2 separate regions of the Homo sapiens genome follow, and region 2 is linked to region 1. Evidence: read pairs that join two places in POLR2A ChIA-PET (ENCODE). Cell type or tissue: MCF 10A. All regions are shown on one strand. Each heading gives the region's core, and the rest is flanking DNA. Links, peaks and the distances in the headings are about the cores only.

Region 1 (2,929 bases), core at 280-2,779:
CTTTCAAAAATAAAAATAAAAAAGGAAGAAGAAACAAAACACACATCAGAGAAAACACACACATGACACAGATTTTGGAATTAACAGGCAGGGAATTTGAAATAAATACAATTAAAGTGTTCAGAGATCTAATGGCAAACACAGACAGCATAGAAAAGATAAGTAATGTAAACAAGTAGAAGTGCTAAAAAAAGATTTGAAAGGAAATGTTAACAATTAAAACATAATAACAAAGTTGAAGAATGACTTTGACAGGCTCAGCAATAGACTAAAAGTCCAAGGAAAGAATCAGTGAACAGCAAGATAGTTCAACAGAAATTTCCTGAATTAAAATCCAAATAGAGGGGGTAAAAAACCCGTAGTGTCCAATAACTGAGATGATTTCAAAAGATATCACACACAGACAATAGAATTCTGTGTCAGAATGAGAAGAAAAGGAAAATGGAGTCGGAATAAAAATCAGTGGAATTAAAAAAAAAATTTGTAGTGATGACAACCAAGAACTTTTCAAATGAAGAACAGATTCCAAAGCACAGATCCCAGAAGTTCAGAGAACTAAATAAGGATAAAGTAATATCATATTCAGTAGTGAAAAACTAAAATCTTTTCCTCTAAGATCAGAAACAAGACAAGGATGTCAACTCATGTCACTTCTATTCTACATAGTACTGGAAGTCCTAGCCAGAACAATTAGGCAAGTAAAAGAAATAAAAGGCATTCGAACTGGAAATGAAAAAATAAAACTGTCTTGTTTAGAGATGACATGATCTTATCCTAAAGACTCTACACACAAAAATTATTATTACTAATAGACAATTTAATAAAGTTGCACATACAAAATCCAGATATAAAAATCAGTTGCATTTTTTAATACTAATAATGAAAAAGCTGAGAAAGACATTAAGAAAATAATCACATTTATAGTGGCATCAAAAGAAAATAAAAAGCCTAGTAATAAATTGAATGAAGGTCTTGAAGGACCTGTAGGCTAAACAGTATAAAATACTGATGAAAAATATTAAAGAGACACAAACAAATGGAAAAATACTCCATGTTCATGTTTTGGAAGACTTAATATTGTTAACTGTTCATACAACCCAGAACAATCTGCAGATTCAATACAGTTCCTACCAAAATACCAATGTTATTTTTACAGAAATAAAAAAATAAAATTTTAAAATTCATATGATGAAAAAAAGGACCCTGAATAGACAAAACAATATTGAGAAAGAAAAATATGCCTGGAGGTATCACACTTTGTTATTTAAAAATATATTACAAAGCTACAGTAATTAAAACAGGATACAGACAGATATATAGACCAATGGGATACAATAAAGAGCCTAGAAATAAATGCGCACATATAGGGTCAACTCATGTTCAGCAAGAGTGCCAAAAATACACAATGGGGGCAGGATAGTTTCTTCAACAAATGGTATCGGAAAAAACTGAATATTCACCTTCGAAAGAATCAGGTACTCTTACCTTCTGCTACACACAATAAACAATACAAAATAGACTAAAGACTTAAATACAAGGCCTGAAACTATGAAATTCCTAGAAAAAATGGGGGAAAATCTTCATGACATTGGTCTTGATAATAATTTTATAGAAATAATATAGCTTTCATAGACAAGCTAAGGCAACATAAGCCAAGACAGACAAATGGCAGTACATCAGTCTAAAAATCTGCACAGGTCTGCAAACCACATATTTAGGAAGGGGTTAATTTCCAAATGTATAAGAAACTCCTATAACTCAATATCTACAAAAAACAACCCAGTTAAAAATGGACTAAGTAGTTTAATAGACATTTCTTCAAAGAAAACCTACAAATGGCAAACAGGTACAAGAAAAGATGCTCATGTTCACTAACCCTCAGGGAAATGCAAAGCAAAACCGCAATGAAATATCACCTCACATCTCTTAGGATGGCTATTATTAATGACAACACAAAAAGAAAAAGAAAAGACAAATATTGGTGATGATGTAGAGAAATTGGGGCCCTTGTACACTGCTGTGGAGAATGCAAAATTCAGCAGTTGCAAACAACCATCTGGAGATTTTGTTTAACATTAAAGATAGAAATACCATATGATCTGGCAATCCCACTTTTGGATATTTATACAAAAATCAGGATCTTGAAGAGACATTAGCATCCCCATGTCCACTGAAGCACGCACTAGTCACAATAGCCAATAAATTGGAAAAAATCTAAATGTTCATCAGCAGATGAATGGCTGAAGAAAATGTGCTATATGTCTACAATGCAATATTATTCAGCCTTAGAAAAGAAGGAAATCTTGCAACATGCAACAACATGGATGAAGCTGGAGGATATCATGCTAAGTGAAATAAGTCAGTCACAGTAAGACAGATACTGTATGACCCCACTTATGTAAGCTATTTAAAACAATCAAACCCACAGAAGCAGAGAATGGAATGGGGGTTCCCAGGGCCTTGAAGGGGAATGAGGAATTGTTAATCTAAAGGTATAAGATTTCAATTATACAAGGTGAATAAATTCTAGAGTGGTGTACAACATTGCACCTGTAGTTAACAAACTGTATTATACACTTAAAAATCCATTAGATGGGTAAATCTCAATTATGTAATTTGAGTGATGGATACCTCAAAAGCCCTGATTTCACTGCTATGTGATCTATGCATATAACAAAATTACACTTGTACTCCATGAATGTATACAAATAAAAAAACACACCAATATTAGCAAGTAAATAAAAATTTTACCATGTGAATACTGAAGGTAAACATGAGCGAATTCCATTATAATCTGGTAGTGGATACTTTTTATGACAATGAAATAAAAATCTAGGACAATAGGGTAAACATTTATAGATAAATCTTAAGAATTAAGAGTTTGCATAGTGGTAAGTGAAATAAAGGGCAAATGATAAACTGGGGAAAG
Region 2 (2,929 bases), core at 264-2,763, 110 kb before region 1:
AAAGTGTCAAGTTTTCTTTGCACAGCCTTATTGTTTATTCCATTCTAGTTGCTATTGAAGTTGTTTGTCTGCCTCATTATAGTATAAACTGCCTGAGGATAAAAGAATGACTCCCTCGTTTTTTTGTTTGTTTTGTTTTTGGTTTTTTAAATTCCTACAGCTCTTTGACCACTGCTCTACACAATAAATGCTAAATTGAACCAACTTTTTTCTAAGGTAGGAATGACTCTAAAAATGTAAAAACAAAAACCTCAGATTGAATAATTTGCAAAGTTTATTTAAGCATAGTTTATTACTGAGCCCTGCCAGTCCTGCTCACTTCTTTTTAGTAAAGGTGGCCAAAAATGCAGGTCATAGGGGCTAATGTTGAGCTGGTACAGGTGGGTGTGGGGGTACCAGATGTTTATAAGTCATCTTTAACTTTGTGACCCATCAATATCCAAGTTGTGGCAGCTGATCAGCATTAGAATATCACCTCTCTAGTTTATTCCACAAAATCCAACAGGGCAATGAAGAACTGCAAACTGGAAAAGGTTAACTTCAATTGAGGGTTAGACCAGTATTTTTACATGGAACGCTTCTAAACAGATGTTACTTGGTTAGAAGACAAATAAACAAATAACATCATAAAAATGGCTTAAGTAACCATGTGTGCCTTTTTGGTCCCAAAGCCAAGGTGGCGCATGAGTCTCTGCTGTGTATTCTCCCGAATTCAAATATAGAGGCATGGAGAGAAAGCTGTGCCAGGCATTAGCAGCAATTTTATTGTGGAATGAACATGGAGGAGACATGTTTTCTGTTATGTTTCAGCATGGCACTTTACATTTCTAAAGGAAAAAAGAATTAGTAAAGTAGAAGAAATCAGTTAATGAATAATTTTAAATTTTAGCACGGAAACAGAGACACTGAGGCTAATCTGCAGTTAATTTCAGCATAAATCATGGTGAAACACACCCTGGTGAACCATATCAAAGAGGGATTGGAAGATGAAACAAAACTGTTAAAAGGTCAAAGAAGATGTGGCAGAAAGGACCTGCCCCCAATAGTTGATTATTCCACCAACTCCTTTGTGAGGACGAAATAGAGTTAATACCAGAACTATATTTTAGTACTCATAAATTCTATGTGATTGTGTATGTAAGTACCTTAATAAGACGTAAAATGAGATTATTCTAGCCTCAGTTTTAGCCTAAGCGCTGAGATAATAGTTTCTAACAGGTTTCATATTCCAGAATAAGTTTGAATGAATTTGCTAAGAAAGGTGTGGTGGACAGAATAACGGCACACCCCAAAGGTATTCACATCCTAATACCTAGAACCTGCAAATACATTATGTTACATAGCAAGAGGAATTACGATTGCAGATGGAATTAATATTTCTTATCTGCTAACTTTAAGATAGGTATATTACCCTGGATTATCCATGTGGACACAATGCAACCACAAGGATCCTTAAAAGTGGCAGCAAAAGGCAGGTGAGTCAGTGTTAAAGTAATGCAATGTGTAAAAGACTCAACCGGCCATTGCCAGCTTTGCCAATGGAAGGGGACTATGAGTCAAGGAATACGGGAAACCTCTAGAAGGTAATTTGGGAAAGGAACCATAGGAAATGAATATAGCAGTCACTAAGGATTAGTTTTGTTTCTCTGAGTTAGCCACTTACCTGAAGCCTATAACATATCTACAGCTTGTTGCAGAAGAATGTTGCAGATATCTAAAAATGGTGGTGGAAGATTAGAGGACTGTTTAGAGAGTTGCTTGTCTTCTAGCCCAACACTAGTGAGAAAGGGTTCAAAGAAACCTTTCAGGGAATATAATATGTGCCCTCTGGATTTGGGGGACAAATGAACTGTTGTAAGAATCCTCTATGAAAACAAATTAGAAAGGAATTGCTAGTACCAGAAGCTGTTTATATTAAAAGCCTGCAATTCTACCAATACATGTAGTCAAATATTCAAGAGTTCTCTAAGAACAAATATACAAGCCATGGCAGTAATGTCATCACTGGGCAGCTTTGAAAGTAATTTTCATTCAAAGCCCTTGTCAGTGGAGAAGTTACCTGAGCAATACATGATGGAGGTATACCTTTGGATGCAGAAAGCAGAGGTGCATTAGAAACCAGTCACACAGAAGCACTGCCTCCATCATGGGCATCATGTCAATGGGGCCACTGAAGAATTCATAGAAGATCCCTCAACAAAACGGGTCAATTTCAAACATATGCTACTGCCAAAGGAAATCAATGCTGGATTGCTTTGGTGCTGTTTAAGTCAGTTCTTTCCTGTCCCTTCATTTCTTCATTCTCCTTAGCTCCAACTCTAACTCTGGAGAGAATTTGTTTAATGGTACGATGCTTGTTTCCTATGTCTCTCAGTCCAAATGGTATAAAGGAGCTTCAACATACAGCTCTAATGTTTACAACAGGGTTGAAGAGAGCAGACACATAAAGCCTAGTATTTCATAAACAAACCTTGAATTTTGGTAGATGTTTTATTTAAGTGCCCCTCCCTAGCCCCATCACTTCTGCCCAGGTAATAGGGTTTTATTCACAGTATGGCTGCTTCTACTGGAACATTAGGGAGTGGGTAGGAGATAAGATCCCAGGAGGTGATGACAGAGACTAAAGAAAAGGACAAGGGGATCTAAACACAAGAAATTAGATGACCTGCCTAATGAATATTTGGGCATTCACACAAGCCTGCCTACTGTCAAACAAGAAATTATCTTCGTACTTAGAAGAAAGAGAATCAAGCATAAGGGTATCAGGCTCATTTGTCAAGGGAAGAAACAGAGTGATTGCAGATCCCAAACTATAATTTTCCCAAAGACTAACTTGATACTAAAGTAATTTAAATTTAGTTAATTAAATTTCACAGGAAAAAAAAAGGCAATAGATGTGTTCTACGTGCATGCATGCACACAAACACTG

The links. Peaks named below come from ENCODE experiments on the same cell type or tissue, not always from the same donor. Only the 100,000 strongest peaks of a DNase experiment are listed, where the experiment ranks them.
Region 2: POLR2A ChIA-PET joins it to region 1 with 5 read pairs; 2 of 35 experiments call an interaction of 5 or more read pairs at or near these places.

What each region holds. Positions count from the first base shown.
Region 1 is chr1:238,693,495-238,696,423 of GRCh38, forward strand. No RefSeq gene overlaps it. Among named protein-coding and RNA genes, the nearest start is that of LINC01139, 210 kb to the left of the region's middle. In MCF 10A, for the core only: no CTCF peak of the experiment used is centred there; no DNase peak of the experiment used is centred there.
Region 2 is chr1:238,581,505-238,584,433 of GRCh38, forward strand. The region is part of intron 1 of LOC124904565 (a long non-coding RNA gene); the gene reads left to right. Among named protein-coding and RNA genes, the nearest start is that of LINC01139, 97 kb to the left of the region's middle. In MCF 10A, for the core only: no CTCF peak of the experiment used is centred there; a DNase peak (open chromatin) is centred at 1,527.